Regions from separate parts of the Homo sapiens genome. Here all the other regions are linked to region 1. A link is an interaction called in ENCODE POLR2A ChIA-PET data of the cell type or tissue named here. Cell type or tissue: GM12878. All regions are shown on one strand. Each heading gives the region's core, and the rest is flanking DNA. Links, peaks and the distances in the headings are about the cores only.

What was found. Peaks named below come from ENCODE experiments on the same cell type or tissue, not always from the same donor. Only the 100,000 strongest peaks of a DNase experiment are listed, where the experiment ranks them.
Region 2: POLR2A ChIA-PET joins it to region 1 with 19 read pairs; 20 of 35 experiments call an interaction of 5 or more read pairs at or near these places.
Region 3: POLR2A ChIA-PET joins it to region 1 with 12 read pairs; 6 of 35 experiments call an interaction of 5 or more read pairs at or near these places.

What each region holds. Positions count from the first base shown.
Region 1 is chr19:55,251,163-55,256,601 of GRCh38, reverse strand. The region is part of intron 1 of PPP6R1 (protein phosphatase 6 regulatory subunit 1); the gene reads left to right. Among named protein-coding and RNA genes, the nearest start is that of PPP6R1, 5.1 kb to the left of the region's middle. RefSeq lists enhancers at 1,445-1,494, 1,795-1,934, 2,335-2,444, 2,455-2,674, 2,905-2,984 and 1 more. In GM12878, for the core only: no CTCF peak of the experiment used is centred there; a DNase peak (open chromatin) is centred at 2,441; H3K4me3 peaks cover 2,500 bases; H3K27ac peaks cover 2,500 bases.
Region 2 is chr19:55,379,204-55,384,642 of GRCh38, reverse strand. It overlaps TMEM238 (transmembrane protein 238), which reads left to right and starts at 351. Exons shown (of 2, transcript NM_001190764.2): 1 at 351-921; 2 at 5,276-5,399. The coding sequence starts at 384. The coding sequence ends at 914. RefSeq lists silencers at 126-465, 756-845 and enhancers at 1-751, 4,848-5,348. In GM12878, for the core only: a CTCF peak has its summit at 720; no DNase peak of the experiment used is centred there; H3K4me3 peaks cover 977 bases; H3K27ac peaks cover 689 bases.
Region 3 is chr19:55,418,333-55,423,771 of GRCh38, reverse strand. All of the region lies in intron 2 of LOC105372462 (a long non-coding RNA gene), which reads right to left. Among named protein-coding and RNA genes, the nearest start is that of UBE2S, 13 kb to the right of the region's middle. RefSeq lists a silencer at 3,554-3,754 and enhancers at 4,091-4,660, 5,216-5,345. In GM12878, for the core only: no CTCF peak of the experiment used is centred there; no DNase peak of the experiment used is centred there.

The DNA.
Region 1 (5,439 bases), core at 1,475-3,974:
GTGGGTTCAAGCAGTCCTCCTACCTAGCCTCCCAGAGAGCTGGGATTATAGGCATGGACCACCACACCTGGCCGTTCTTTCGATTATTATTTGATTTGGGAATGTCCATTGCAGTGGCTCTCAACTGGGGGCGATTGTGTCCCCTGGGGGACGATTGGCGATATCTGGAGATGTTTTTGGTTGTTACAACTGGGGGGAATGCTGCCAGTATCTGGTGAGTGGAGGTGGAGGCTAGGGATGTTGCTAAGTGTCCTCCAGTGCATGGGCAGCCCCAACACCGAAAAGAACCGTCCAGCCCAAATGTTAGCAGCGCAGAGGAGGAGAACTTTGCTCCACTGCTGGGGTATGGTGTGTCGTTGTGGCTTATTTGCTCTGTTGTGACTCATGAGCTGTGAGTTGGTGAGTTGTGTATTGCGAGTCACCACCATCTTTGTGGCCATTAGCTTTTGTTGGTTCATCTACTGTTTCTTTCCATTAGAGGAGAACCTGCTTGTCTGGTCCCCCTGCCCATTTTTTTTCTTTTGTGGGATGTGTGGCCCAGTGCTCTTAACAGAACACCTTTCTCTGGCTTCAGTTTTCATTAATTCAACAAGTAGCTTTAGTTGGGCCTGGCCTTATGCTAGATCCTGGGAAGTCGGCATGTTTCAGGGGGAGGCAGATGACTGAACAGGTACATCCTGTCACAGAGCCGAGGCTCACATGCTGTTCCAGGGTGACTGCGGGATGCTGTGGAAGCGGCGTGGAGCAGGCCTCTAACACAGATGCGGGGGGGAGGCTCCCTGGAGGAAGTGGTGTCTGTGTGGGGGCCTGAAGGACCCAGGAGGAGCTAGTCAGACTCGAAGAGCTCCGGGAAGGAGGAGGGAGCAGCCCAGCCCCGGCTGAGGGCAGTCAGGTGTGACGCCCACGCGGGAGGTAGCAAGAGATGAGGTGAGAGAGGCCTGAGAGCTTTGGTGAGAGTGAGGGGCCTTGCCAGAGTGGGAATCACTCGGCACCCGGCTTGATGGGGCTCACCTGCCTTTCCATGCCAAACCGTGGTTTTCCCTTTGCACACCAGTTTTGTGGGTCCTTCTCCAGAGAGTGCTGCCTTATAGTAACCCCATCTGTGAGGTATTTCCCGGATAAGGAAACTGGGGCTCGGTGGGGTGAGATCCTTGGTCTAGGCCACAGAGATTTCAGTTTGGGGAGGTCAAATGGGAATGCAAGCTTTTCTGACTTTGGATCACACTGTAACCCTAACTCTGCCCCTTTCTGTTTTTCCAAAGAGCTATTTCAAATCCGTTCATTGGTCTTTTCCTTTCTTTCCTTTAAACCTGTGGCCAGTTCAGGAGACGATTTGAATGTGGATGTTCAAGTCCCCGTCCCAGTCCTTGGCCAGTGTTTCTAGACTCTTCTGTTTCCTAGTTATTCCATCCTCTGGGGTTGGACCAGGGCTGCTAGCTCCCTTGGGAGGGTGTGCTTCTGGGGCCAGAGGGGGAGGCACTGAGGGTTCTCTTTAAGTGGGGACCCTCCCCAAGGCTTTCCCAAGCCACAGGAAAGCCCTAGCTCATCATCTTGTTGGGCCTTGGGCCGCTCCCCCTTCTCCTCTGGCCCCAGTGGCCCTTTCTATCAAATTGGTGTCCCTGGTTCCTCCTTGCTGGGTGGGTGATGCCGGATTCTGCAGCCGGCACACACCGTAGGTCCTGCCCAGAGGTGGTGGGGTTGCCATTACTGTCACTGCATCCCTGGAATTGGGTGTTCCCAGCCCCCTTTCAGATTTGGCTGAGAGCTGACAGAGGCTTGGGGGACATTAGAGGGAGATGGTCTTGCTGTCCTCCGGACTCTGGGCCCTTTAAGGAGCTGGGTGCTGGCCAGCCTGCTGCTGGTAGCAGGCTCTTTCCCTTCCTAGGGTACCGGCCAGGGGGCCAGGCGTTGGAGCTTCTGCTGAGCATTGGGACAGCTCAGGCAGCTGTTTCTGGAGGCCCCCTGAGGCATCTGTGCCCATGACCTCCATTTCTGGGTGCTCGTGGGTCAGCGCAGGTTGGGAAGGGGTGACAGATGAAGCATGGGCCCACCGGTTCCCTGGCGGCAGAGCTGTGCTTGGGCGGATACGTGCAGCAGTGGGGATGGCTCTGTGGGAGCCGCAGTTAGTGCCTGTCCAAGCAGGGGAAGGAAGGGGCTGGCAGGCCCTTGAGGGGTGGCTGGTGTTGAAGGCCCTAAAACACCACAGCTAAGTCAGAAACCAGAGGCAATAGTGCAGAGCTGGTGGAGGGAGAGCGGCAGAGGTAGTTTTCGTTTTTAATGGCTTCCTTTCTCATTTACAATTTCCCCTTCTTCCGTTTGCAGCCAGACTCATGGTTTTCAAACGGTAGCTAAAAACTAGTGGTAGTCACTTCCGCTTTCTTGAAGTTGCTAAAAGTTGCAAAGAATGGGGGTGGCGGGGTGCATGGCGCCTGCCGTAGTATCCGAATGGTCTGAGGAAAAGTACTTGAGTCACTTAGGCAAATGGGTAGAGTCTTTCTCCTGCTCCTCTGTGTTTAGCACCATCACCTTTGGGGTAGTGACCGGTCCCCTACCTGTCCTGCCAGAAAGCATCTGGACGTGGCCTCAGGGTTGGACCGGAAGAGACTTGCACCTGCTGAGCTCCTGCTGTGTCACGGCCACCTGCTTTAGCTCAATGCCTTTTCACAGCAGCCCGCCCTGGTGGGCTGTGTCTCCTTTTCACGGATGAGGAAATGAGACTCAGAGAAATCAAGCGCCTGCCCAGGTTCACCAGGAGAGTGCGAGTGAAACCCACTCTCCTGCTCCATTCGCAGGGATTCTAGCAGGCTTCATTAGGTTGGGAGAGGGGACTGAGAGGGCTTCAGGCCATAGTGCATTCAGAGGTTGTGGTGGGGGAAAGTTTTTTTCTCTTTTTTTCTGTTCTTCCATATTTGCATCTTCATTCTGTTTAGAGCCTGATAATTGAGGTCTGTAGAGTGTCGACCACTCAATTGCATTTGAGCCTTTCAGTCTATTCTGATTTTCAGAGGAGCCACTTGAGATGGAGAGTTCAGGGCGCTGCCTGGGTTCTCAGGGCCGAAGTTCTTGGATGCCGTGCACCAGCGAGCACCCTCCCGTCTCATTCTGGCTGCCCCTGCCCCAGTTGTCTGGGGAGCTCGGTTTGGAGGGGAAGCCTGACCTTTTCCCCGAAGCAGATGGTTAGTCTGTACCAGGGGTAGGGGGTTTGGGGGCCGAGGGCCATGCCTGTGCCCTTTAATCAGGTATCTTAGAAGTGAACGGTGGGCCTCAGTGTGAGAATTTCTGCCTGTTGTTTAGAGACCAGGGCACACTGGAAGCCTCTTGCTAGCCATGTGGCTCCACCCCTCTGGGCCCCTCTTCCACATGAGACTCTGTCGGAATAATAAGAATTCTTTACTTGGTCTTGATGTGGAGCCGAGACAAGTGTCTCTGCAAGTGCGGGTCCATGGATTTTCTACAGATGCTGGCTTGGTGCTGCTCCTATCCCGTCCCCACTGTGGAGGGGCTCACTTAGCTTAGAGCTGTTGGTGGTGAGGGATGGGGAAGGGGTAACCTGGGTGAGTGCCCCAGGGCTGAGCCTTGGCAGCTTCAGCTCTGCCAGGCTGGCCGGCATCTCATCAGCTCTGCGGACGCTGGGACATAGTGCAAGGCCTGAGCCTGGCCCTGGCTCTGTCCCTGCCATGGCCGATGGCCTGAGGCAGGTTTTTTTTTTTCCCCCAACAGTTTTTATTGAGATATTCTGTACAGTTCATCCATTTAGAGTGTACAGCCAGGCGCAGTGGCTCACGCCTGTAAGCCCAGCACTTTGGGAGGCCGAGGCAGGCAGATCACTTGAGGTCAGGCATTCAAGACCAGCCTGGCCAACGTGGTGAAACCCCGTCTGTACTAAAAAAATGCAAAAATTAGGCCGGGCGTGGTGATTCATGCCTGTAATCCCAGTGCTTTGGGAGGCCCAGGCAGGCGGATCACAAGGTCAGTAGTTCGAGACCAGCCTGGCCAATATGGTGAAACCCCGTCTTTACTAAAAAAACACACACAAAAATTAGCTGGGTGTGGTGGCGCACTCCTGTAATCCCAGGTACTCAGGCTGAGGTGGGAGAATTGCTTAAAACCGGGAGGCGGAGATTGCAGTGAGCCGAGATCGCGCCGCTGCACTCCAGCCTGGGTGACAGAGCGAAACTCTGTCTCAAAAAAAAAAAAAAAAAAAATCAGCCAAGAATGGTGGTGCGCACCTGTAGTCCCCACTACTCGGGAGGCTGAGGCAGGAGATATGCTTGAACCCAGGAGCTGGAGGTTGCGGTGAGCCGAGATCGCGCCACTGCACTCCAGGCTGGGTGACAGAGAGAGACTCTGTCTCAAGAAAAAAAATAATAAATAAAGGGTACAATTCAGTGGTTCTTAGTGTATTCACAACGTTGTGGAAACATCACCACAATTGATTTTGGAACTTTTTTTTAATCACCCTTTCCTTTCAGGAACTTCGCCCAATCCCCGCCAGCTCCTGGAAGCCTGTAAGCTCTTTTCTGTCTCTATGGATTTGCCTGTTCTGGATGCTTCACATAGTTGGAGGCCTGCAGTGTGTGGTTCCTTGGGACTGGCTTTGCTGGCATGGCATGGGCAGCCTATCAGCCTGCTTGGTCTCCCACGGAGAAAGAGGCTGTGTGTGTGTGCTTGCCACGTCTCGGTGCTTTGCTCGCCACAGCCTTAGGCCGGAAATTGGCAGAGTCATGATAAATTTGGCGGTTGCCCCTTGAGATTATTCTGGTCCCAGGTACACCCAGATCAGGAAATCCATTCCCCCTCCCGCTTCCCTCAGCACGCTGGTGAGTCACCTTTGCTGAGCCTGAGTTTTCTCATCTGTGACATGGACACTTGGTGGTCGGCCTGTCGCATTCCTTGTCAAGCGGGCTGGGAAGTAGGGGATGGTCCCTTGAGGAGGTCTAGCATCTGGGCAGAAGTGGGGAGGTGGGGAGTTACCACTGTGCACACAGAGGTTCCCGGAGCAAGGAAGGGAAACAGTTGTATTTCCTTGTGAGGTGGTGGTGCCTTCGTCACTCTTGACACAGGGGAAAATACACACCCATTGCCTGCCCAGGGCGATCTTGCACTTTCCCCCACCTCCTGATTTAGGGACCCCGTAGGAGTGGCTGGGAGGGGCCGGAGTGGGAGTGATTTCACTTCGTCTAACGCCCTGACAGGTACGGCAGCCTCCTGCCTGGGAGGAGCTGGGGCCTTGTGAAAATGAGGTTTGCTTTTCAGCTAATACTTGTGAGCGTTTATTGCCAGGGCCAGGTTCCATGCTAGGTGCTGCCCTCAGGTGCCCATGGTAACCTAGGGGGAAGGTTCTAGAGGAAGCATTGTAGGGCCACGAGTGTGTACCTCCAGTGCTTCATTGCTGTGTCACAGAGATGCTTCCAGGCGGCAGGTCAGAACGCACAGCTC
Region 2 (5,439 bases), core at 626-3,125, 130 kb before region 1:
CCTTGTCTGATCTGCACTGTCTGATCTGCACAGGCTTCGGGAGGCGGACACTGAGCAGAAACAACGCCACGCCCGGCTCCGAGTGTCCCATGCTGCCACCACTAAAATGCCCTGATTTTTGGCCATATGTGACCTCCCTGGGTGGCACGGGCCCTAGGCACCCGTGGCTGTGCGCCTGGCTACCACCAGCTCAGGCCTCTGAGCAATAGCCCCTGCACGGAAACCACGACCAGGGTAACCCCGGCCGCGCCGGTTCGCGCCCAGCCCGGTTCAGGTGACCAGGCGGGAGCTTGGCACACCTGGCGCCGTCCCCTGACCCCGCCCCGGACCGGGCCGCACCCCGGAACGCTCTCTCTGGGCGCCAGCGGCGGCGGTGCAGGGCCATGGCGGCGGCGCCAGCGGTGTGCGCCTCGCAGGGGAGCCCGCCGGGTGCACCGTCCGCGCCGGCGGCCGCGCCAGCACCCGCGGCCGGCCTGGGCCGCTGCCGGATGGCGCTGCTGCTGGCCGTGGCGCTGGATGTGGCGGGCATGGCGGCGCTGCTGACCGGCGTGTTCGCGCAGCTGCAGGTGCGCGGCCGCGACTTCGGGGACCTGCTCATCTACTCGGGCGCGCTGCTGGTGTTCCTGAGCCTGCTGGGCTGGATCCTCTGGTACACCGGCAACATCGAGATCTCGCGCCAGGAGCTGGAGCGCGACTACGGCCTGCGGCCCTCGGCGCTCGCCCGCCTGGCGCGCAAGCTCTCCCGCCGCTGGTCGGCGCCCGCCGCCGCGGGCCAGCGCCCCGCGCCCGGCTCCCGGAGAGCGCGCCGAGCCGCCCGCGCGCCCCCGCCGCCCGCCGCCGGCTCCCGCCGCGTGCGCCTGCAGCTCGCCACGCTCGAGGCCGGGCCCGGGGCGGCGGGCGCGGGCAGCGAGTGAGGCCCAGGTGAGGGGCGGGCGGGGCAGGGCGGGGAGACGGAGGGACCGAGGGAGGGACGGGAATGGAGACAGACGGGGGAGCGATGGACAGATGGAGACAGAGAGCGGCCATGGGGAGGTAGAGTCCCAGGGCGGGGTGGAGACAGGGACGGGAAGGCTCTGGCGGAGAACCGCAGACACAGCAAGCACAGGTGCATACGTGGGGGAGGCTGTGAGACCCTGCCCCTGGAGATGGGAAGTGTGGGGGTCGAGTCACACAGTTAGGCCCCCCGCACGGGGAGAGCCCCAGCTTCCAGGTACACCAGGCCCCATTTTTTGTTTTGTTTTGTTTTGTTGTCGTTTGGGGTTGTTTTGAGACAGGATCTCTCACTGTCACCCAGGCTGGAGTGCAGTGGCGTGATCTCAGCTCACAGCAGCCTCGACCTCCTAGGCTCAAGCAGTCCTCCCACCTGAGCCTCCCAAGTAGCTGAGAATACATGTGCGCCCCACCTTGCCGGGCTAATTTTTGTATATTTAGTAGAGACGGGGTTTTGCCATGTGGGCCAGGTTGGTCCCCACCTCCTGAGCTCATGCGATTTGCTCTCCTCAGCCTCCCAAAGTGCTGGGATTACAGGCGTGAGCCACTGAGCCCAGACCAGGCCCCATTTAATCCTCTCCATGTAACTGGTCTCCAAGGTCACTACTATTACCATCCCCATTCTGCAGTGGAGGAAACTGAAGCGCAGAAAGGCGCCACATTTGCCCAAGGCCACACAACACGTAGGTGGAGGAGCTGGGATTCTCCTGACCTGTAGGCCTAGGAAAAGAGGAGCTGGGATTCTCCTGACCTGTAGGCCTAGGAAAGGAGGAGCTGGGATTTTCCTGACCTGTAGGCCTAGAAAAGGAGGAGTAAGAAGGACCAACAGCAGGAGAAATGAAGCCACCACACATTCACTCCCCTTTCCCCTCTACCTTCTATCTCTTTCCTAAACACACCTTTCCAGCTAGCCTGCCTCTGCTCAAAGACCTGCTGTGGCTCCCTCTTCACCTTTGGTTAAACTGAAGCACTCACTGGCCTGTGGACCCCCCATATTTTGGCCCCATTTCTCCTGCCTCTCTGCACTAATGGTGTCTCTTAGTCCACAGATAGCCAGTTGGTCCCTGTTCCTGCTCTTCTCTACACCAGGAGTGCCCTTGGCTGTCTCCACTCCACCCAGAAAACTTCTCACATGTTTAAGATTTAACTTAATTTCTCTGGGTCTTCTCTGGGTCTTCATATTGTCTGAGCGACCCCTCTTGCTGCTTATATGGCCATGTGCTGTGTCTATGTTGTTACTGTCTCTCCCACCTGACAGGGAGTGCCTTGAGGGTAAGACCTAGGTCCCTAGCGTCCTTGTTCCTAGCATTGCCCAGCAAAAAGTGTGAAATCAGGAAAGGTTGATGGTTGGGTAGGGAAGTGGAAGGATGGATGGAAGAACGGATGGCTGGATGGGTGGATGGGTAGATGGATGGGTGGATGGATGGATGAGTTGGTTGATGGATGCATGGGTGAATGGATGATAGATTGATAGATGGGTGGGTGGGTGGATGGGTAGATCGATGGGTGCGTGGATGGATGAGTTGTTTGATGGATGGATGGGTGAATGCATAGATGGGTGGGTGGTTGGATAGGTGGATGGGTAGATGGATGGGTGGATGGACGGGTGAATGGACAGATGGGTGGGTGGGTGGATGGGTGAATACATGGGTTGGTTGATGCAGGGATGTGGTTGGATTGACGGATGGATGGGTTGTTTAATGGGTAGATATGGGTAGGTGGTGAATTGGGCAATGAACCATGAATGGATATGGTTGGAGAGGGAGCCCTGCCTGATAAAGGGGCAAGAGCTTTTCCTGATACTTCTCTGTGTCCTCGGCCTCACCCATGCAGCATGGTACTGGGGAGGCCTCAGAGACTCCTACTGAACAAAAGAAATGAGGGTGCCTGTGTCACCTCCCCAGGGCACCTTAACTTGCGGTTACACCTGGGAACTCCTTGGGGCAGGGGCCTCGGCTGGTCCATAGGACTATCCATAGGACAGTCAGAGTTTGCCCAGCCTCTGTGCGCTCTCTGGATAGATAGGTAGATGGGTGAATGGGTAGTTGAATAGATGGTTGGGGCTGAATGATAAGTACACAGATGAGTGGATGAATGCATTTAATGGCACATGGATGGTTGGGTGACTGAATTCATCTCTCAAATAGGGTTTTGGTAAAAGAATTAAACCCTATTATCCTAGGACGTTCTATGTAGGTAAATAATTAACTTTTTTTTTTTTTTTTTTTTTTTTTGAGATGGAGTTACACTCTTGTTGTCCAGGCTGGAGTGCAGTGGCGCAATCTCGGCTCACTGCAACCTCTGCCTCCCGCGTTCAAGCAATTCTCTTGCCTCAGCTTCCCGAGTAGCTGGGATTACAGGCATGCACCCCCACACCTGGCTAATTTTGTATTTTTAGTAGAGACGGGGTTTCTCCATGTTGGTCAGGCTGGTCTCAAACTCCCGATCTCGGGTGATCCGCCCACCTCGGCCACCCAAAGTGCTGGGATTACAGGCGTGAACCACCGTGCCCGGCTGGAATTAACTTTTCTCCTATGCATCCAGAATGCTACCAGTTATATATTATTCTTTGTGAGATTTGGGGAAATAGTCACCCCAATCATATGCTACGTGCCGTGATTCAGTGAAGGAACTGGGGTAAGAAAGCATGAACATCTGCTTGCACGGGTGAAGCGTAAGCTAACATGAAGCTTGGCATAGAATGCAAACATAAGCACCTGTAGTTACTGTTACCTTTGGAAATCCTGGCTGAGCACAGTGGCTCATGCCTGTAATCCCAGCACTTTGGGAGGCCGAGGTGGGAGAATTGCTTGCTTGAACCTGGGAGGCAAAGGCTGCAGTGAGCCAAGATCACGCCACTGCACTCCAGCCTGAGTGACAGAGTGAGAACCCGTCTCAAAAAAAGAAAGAAAAGAACATCCTTTATGAGGTTGGGCATGGTGGCTCATGCCTGTAATCCCAGCACTTTGGGAGGCCGAGGCGGGTGGATCACCTGAGGTCAGGAGTTCGAGACCAACCTGGCAACCATGGTGAAACCCTGTCTCTACTAAAAATACAAAAATTAGCCAGGCATGGTGGCGGACGCCTGTAATCCCAGCTACTAGGGAGGCTGAGGCAGGAGAATCACTTGAATCTGGGAGGCGGAGGTTGCAGTGAACCAAGATCGTGCCACTGCACTCCAGCTTGGGCAACAGAGCAAGACTCCATCTCAAAAAAAGAAAAGGAGAGGAGAGGAGGGGAGGGGAGGGGAGGAGGGGGGAAGGGGGAGGGGAGGGGGAAGCAGGGAGGGAAGGGGGGAAGGGAGGGGAGGGGGAAGGGGGAAGGGGGAGGGGACGGGCAAGGGGGGAGGGGAGGGGGGAAGGGGGGAGGGGAGGGGAGGGGAGGAGAGGAGAATCCTTTACGTAGCTTAAACGTCTAACACAGCTGCACAGGCCTCCACTCTTGGAGCCTCCACCAAAGACTCAGACCACACTGACTCGAACGTAGGCCCCACTTAGAGGAAAATGGGCCTGTTCAAACCCAGGACTCTTGTTTACTGGGGAGAGTGAGCAGCTTCCAGCGCATGAAAGACAGAGAACCTGAATTTTAGCAGAGGGACCCACAGGTTCTGGCTCTGGTACCCCCACAACCTCCGAGACCACCATGAGTAGCCGGGCAGAGCCACCCCCATCACTCTGTTGTTCAGGCTGGAGAGCAGTGGTGCAATCACAGCTCACTGCAGCCTCCACCTCCTGGGCTCAAGCAATCCTCCCACCTCAGCCTCCCAAGGAACTGGGACTACAGGTACCAGAGACGGGGTCTTCCTATGTTACCCAGGCTGGTGTCAAACTCCTGGGCTCAAGTGATCCTCCTGCCTGCAGCCAAAATGCTGGGGTGAGGGTCTGAGATGAGGACCACGATGCCCGGCCTCCTTCTGTCTTCACTGTGTCTGCCTGTCTCCCTCTCTCTCACTCTTTGTCTCTGTGTCTCTGTCTCCCAGGTCTCTTTCTTTGTCCCTGTGCTTCTGCCTTTCCCCTTCTGCATGTCTTCGTCTCCCCCTTTCTGCCTCTCCCTGGCTCGCATTCCCTGGCCTCTACCCTTGGATTTCAGGGCGTTAAAGGTACACACGCATGCACACACTCAGCAAATGGGGGCATGCAGGGATGAAGGAGCAAGTGTGTGAGTCCATGTGAGCGGCAAGGGCAGGCGGATGGGGCTCCCTGCCTCTGCCCCCGCAGGCAGAGAGCCCGGAACAGGGATGGGAGGGGTTCCTGAGCAGTCGCTCACTCCACCCTCCCTCCTGCAGACAACCCCTTGGCTCCAGCTGTCAGGACCAGACTGAGATGTGCAGCTGCCCCTACATCCGTGGCCAGACGGACGCTCCCTGTACCCCCTCCCTCCTCACTTGGATAAAAAGCAGATTTGCCTTAGTGCTGCATGTCTGTCTGGGAGAGGGACCCTGCTGGGGTG
Region 3 (5,439 bases), core at 1,820-4,319, 170 kb before region 1:
GAGCAATCTGCTCCACACCCACTGTGTGCAGGGCGGGCAAGTCAAGGATAAGATCTGACATGAGCATTCTGCCTTCAGTGTTCGCCTTTGTCACCTAACACTCGCTCAACTGGCAACCCGACTGTGCCAATAAATGCAGCCTCTCAGCAGCTATTCTTAACCCGCATTTGAAGGGTGGGCTTGTGAATGTCTCAAATCTATGCCAGATGTTGTGTGCATGCTTTTTCATTTCACTTTTCTTGACTTTATATTTTGAAATAATTTCAAATGTACAGAACAGTTACAAGAATAAGTCAAAGAACTTCTGTGTCATTTTCACCAACTCACCATTTGTTACCATTATATGACATCATTGTATGGTTTTCTTTCCATATAAATATTCATCTCGGCTGGGCACGGTGGCTCATACCTGTAATCCCAACACTTTGAGAGGCCGAGATGGGTGGATTGCTTAAGCTCAGGAGTTTGACATCAGCCTGGGCAACATGGTGAAACCTCATCTCTACCAAAACAACAACAACAACAACAAAACAACAACAACAACAACAAAATATATATATATATATATGCACACAAAAAATTAGCTGGGCATGCTGGCATGCACCTGTAGTTCCAGCTACTCAGGAGGCTGAGGCGGGAGGATCGCTTGAGCCCAGGAGGTAGAGGTTGCAGTCAGCCAAGATCACACCACTGCACTCCAGCCTGGGCCACAAAGCCAGAACCTGTCTCATAAAAAAAAAAAAAAAAAAAATGCCGGACATGGTGGCTCATGTCTGTAATCCCAGCACTTTGGGAGGCTGAGGCAGGTGGATCACCTAAGGTCAGGAGTTTGAGACCAGCCTGGCCAACATAATGAAACCCCGTCTCCACTAAAAATACAAAAAATTAGCTGGGCGTGGTGGCAGGCGCCTGTAATCCCAGCTACTCGGTAGGCTGAGGCAGGAGACTTGCTTGAACCCAGGAGGCAGAGGTTGCAGTGAGCCAAGATCGTGCCATTGCACCACAGCCTGGGCAACAAGAGCAAAACTCCATCAAAAAAAAGAAAGAAAAAAAAAAGCCAGGTGCAGTGGCTCACCCCTGTAATCCCAGCATTTTGGGAGGCCGAGGCGGGCAGATCACGAGGTCAGGAGATCAAGACCATCCCGGTTAACATGGTGAAACCCCGTCTCTACTAAAAATACAAAAATTAGCCAGGCGTGGTGGTGGGTGCCTGTAATCCCAGCTACTCAGGAGGCTGAGGCGGGAGAATCGCTTGAACCTGGGAGGCGGAAGTTGCAGTGAGCCGAGATCGTGCCATTGCACTCCAGCCTGGGTTACAGAGCGAGACACCTTCTAAAAAAAAGAAAAAAATCGTGTTTTTTTTTTTTGGAGATATTTGGGAGTAAGTTGCACCTATCACATCCCTTTACCCCTAGAGGCCATTCTGAAGAACAAGGCCACTCTCTTACACATCCACAGCATAATTATCACACTCAAGAATTTAGCATTGACCAAGTCCATGTTTGAATTGCATCAAGCGTCCTGCTACTGTCTTTCAGAGCAGCTTTCAGTTTGTGACACTCCAGGATTGGGTGTTGCATGCAGCTATTGTGCTTCTTGAGGTGGCTTCTTTTTTTTTTTTTTTTTTTTGAGACAGAGTCTCGCTCTGTTGCCCAGGCTGGAGTGCAGTGGTGCGATCTCAGCTCACTGCAAGCTCCGCCTCCTGGGTTCACGCCATTCTCCTGCCTCAGCCTTCCAAGTAGCTGGGACTACACGTGCCCGCCACCAAGCCTGGCTGATTTTTTTCTATTTTCAGTAGAGACGGGGTTTCCCCATGTTAGCCAGGATGGTCTCGATCTCCTGACCTTGTGATCCGCCCGCCTCGGCCTCCCAAAGTGCTGGGATTACAGGCATGAGCCACTGCGCCCGGCTGAGGTGGCTTCACTCTGAAACAGTTACTCAGTCTTTGTCTTTCTTTTCTATTTTTATTTTTTATTATTGCACACAATTCACGCAGAGATTAAGGAGATGTTTTTTTTAAGAGAAGGGGTCTCACTATGTTGCCCAGGCTAGAACTCCTGGGCTCAAGTGATCCTCCTGCCTCAGCCTCCCAAAGTGCTGGGATTACAGGTGGCAGCCACCACGCCCAGCCCAGTCTTTGCCTTTTTTAATGCTGATTTTTTAAAGAATCCAGGTAGGCCATTTTATAGAATATGCCTTGCATTTAGGCGCATCTGATGTTTCCTCATGATTAGATCTGGGTTACATGTGTGAGACAGGAAAACCACAGAAGGGATGCCAGAGTCTCAGCGCTTTGGCTGAAGGAAGCCCATGCTCTCATGCTTCCTGAAGTTCATGTGCTCAGAGCTCATATGCTCTGAGTGCACTCCACCAAGGCTGGAGTGCAGTGGCACCAACGAGACTCACTGCAGCCTTGGCCTTCTGAGCACAAGGGATCCTCTCACCTCAGCCTCCTGAATAGCTGGGATTACAGGTGCACACCAACATGCCTGGCTAATTTTTAAGCTTTTTTTTTAATAGAGATGGGGGTCTCATTGTGTTGCCCAGGCTGGTCTTAAACTCCTGGGCTCAAGCCATCCTCCTGCCTCAGCCTCCCAAAGTGCTGGGATTACAGGTGGGAGCCACTGCACCTGGCCAACAACAGAAGTCTATTTCTTCACAGTTCTGGAGGCTGGAAGTCCAAGATCAAGGTATCAACTACCCAAAGTGCTTGGATTACAGGCATGAGCCACCACACTTAGCCTGATGCTATGTAGTTATCTTTTTTCTCCTCAAACTTTCACATGCTGCTTTGGCCTCCACTGATGATTCTCTTGGCTGAATCAATTTTTTTTTATTTTTTTTTCGAGATGGAGCCTTGCTCTGTCATTCAGCCTGGAGTACAGCAGTGTGATCTCGGCTCACTGCAACCTCTACCTTGCGGAGTCAAGCGATTCTCCTGCCTCAGCCTCCCGAGTAGCTGGGATTATGTGCCACCATGCCCAGCTAATTTTTGTATTTTTAGTAGAGACGGGGTTTCACCATGTTAGTCAGGCTGCTCTCAAACTCCTGGCCTCATGATCTGCCCACTTCAGCCTCCCAAAGTGCTAGGATTACAGGTGTGAGCCACCATGCCCGGCCTTGGCTGAATCAGGCATTACAACGATGTTTGAATATTGGAAGTCTTCAAAGCATCTGAATATCACTCTCCAAAAGTTGAACAGCAATCTTCAGATGATAATTTTCCAAACTCATTATTCTTCTCACATGTATTCGTTAGCATTTGTACTTGCTTTTTTCAGGGAAATGGATCCAGTACTTTCATCAGATTCTTCGAGACACCAGTGATTCAAAAAACAACAAAACCTCCCTCATTTTCAGTGGCTATAGCATATTCTGTTGTATGGATGCAGCATAATTTTTTCCCAGTTCCTACTGCTACAGGATCTTTGGGGTGTAGATTTTCTTCCCCGCTGGAAACCTCTGTTGCCAATGATGCCTTTGCCTGAGTTCTTGTCCTGAGTCCAGGAAGAATGAGGTACGCAGACAAGTGAAGGGTGAAGAAGACAAGGATGAGCTTGATTTAGTGTTACAACCGCTCAGAGGACCCACAGTGGGTAGCTCCTCTCTGTAGGCAGGTCATCTGTTGAGTGTTCAGTTATCAGCAGACAGGAGGTTCTGGAGAGGGTAGCTCCTCCCTACAACTGGTCATCCTAATGTCTGCAATTCTTAGCAGAGAGGAGGCCCTGGTGGGGGTGGCTCCTCTCTGCCAGCAGGTAGTCTGCAGGTAGCTCTTCTCTGCCACTGGTAGTCCAATCCTCTCTCCTCCCTCTTCCTTCTCTGGCTGTCCCCTGCCCTGCTCTGGCTGAGCCCAGAGCTTTTATGGGCCTCAGAGGGAAGGAAGTCCATGCTGATTGGTCCATGGGTAGCCATGGGCAGCCCAGAAGAGGCACCGCGTGTCCCCACTCTGGTCCTCAGGACTGATAGCCCAGCCCCCAGCCTTCAGGCCCTCCTTAGGACTGCCCCCTTCTGCCCAGGCCTCCTACTGCCATTCACAGCCCCGGGGCTCTGCCCTAACCACTGATCTGAGATGGGAGCAGGAGCCAGGAGCGGTGAGAAGCCAGGCAGTGGGAACAGGCACCCCTGAGACTGAAGGGATGGGGGGCCCTTCCTGGGGCCCCCAAGGGTGCAGGCTGCAGAGACTCTTGAGTCCCATGCCTGGGAGGGCAGTTGCCACTGCACCCAGAAGCTCCCACCCCACCAATTCAGAAGGGGCAGGGCTCCCACTTGTCCCAGCTCCTGCCTGCTCTGTGGAGCTGGAGGCCCAGATTTGCAGTACCGGGTCTGGTGGCTGCAGCTGCACCCAGGAGGACAGATCCTGCCCGTTCCTGGCACCACCCCCCTCACCCCCAAGAGCACAGGGAGGCTCAGATCCACAGCCACAGTTTGGGTGACTGCAGTGACACCTGGGGAGCTCTGCCCCAACTCAGAAGGGGCGGGGCTCCCCCGGCTCCATGAAACGTGCAGCCCCAGCTGCACCTCCCTGCTGCAGCCAGCATGATAGCAGCAGCCCCTGCCATCACTACCAATAGATGTTTGGGTTTTCCCTAGTTTTTACTACTCTAAACAATACTTGAGGAACATCTTTTTGCACAACACTTGGTGCATTCCTTTAATTTTTTCTTTTTTCTTTTTTCTTTTTTTTTTTTTTTTTGAGATGGAGTCTTGCTCTGTCGCCCAGGCTGGAGTGCAGTGGTGCAATCTTGGCTCACTGCAACCTCCGACTCCCTGGTTCAAGCGATTCTCCTGCCTCAGCCTCCCAAGTAGCTGGGACTACAGGCACTGCCACCACATCCAGCTAATTTTTGTACTTTTGGTAGAGACAGGGTTTCGCCATGTTGGCCAGGCTGCTCTCAATCCCCTGACCTTGTGATCTGCCCGCCTTGGCCTCCCGAAGTGCTGGGATTACAGGTGTGAGCCACCGCGCCTGGCCACTCCCTCAATCCACCTTGGCCTCCCGAAGTGCTGAGATTACAGGTGTGAGCCACCGCGCCTGGCCACTCCCTCAACCCGCCTTGGCCTCCCACAGTGCTGGGATTACAGGTGTGAGCCACCGCGCCCGGCCACTCCCTCCATTTTCTTTAGGATGAGCTCTCAGGAGATGAGTGGCAGGTGTATTTTGAAGACTTTTGCTAGACAATGCCAACTACGACTCAGAGGGCCTGTGCCAAGTCCATGTATGTGAAAATGTCCGTGTGCTCCCACCCTCCCCAGCACTGGGCATTTTTCTGTTTAAGCTTGGTGTGCGTCACCAGTGTTGGTTGTACAGTCATTACAAGAAATTCCTAGTGCACTCAAGAAGTCTCTGCCTTGTGCTCAGGGATTTGCGAAGCAGGATTGGCCCCGGGTAATGCATTTAATTACTGCTGTGTCTGTCACTAGAGGGAGCACCCGATCCAC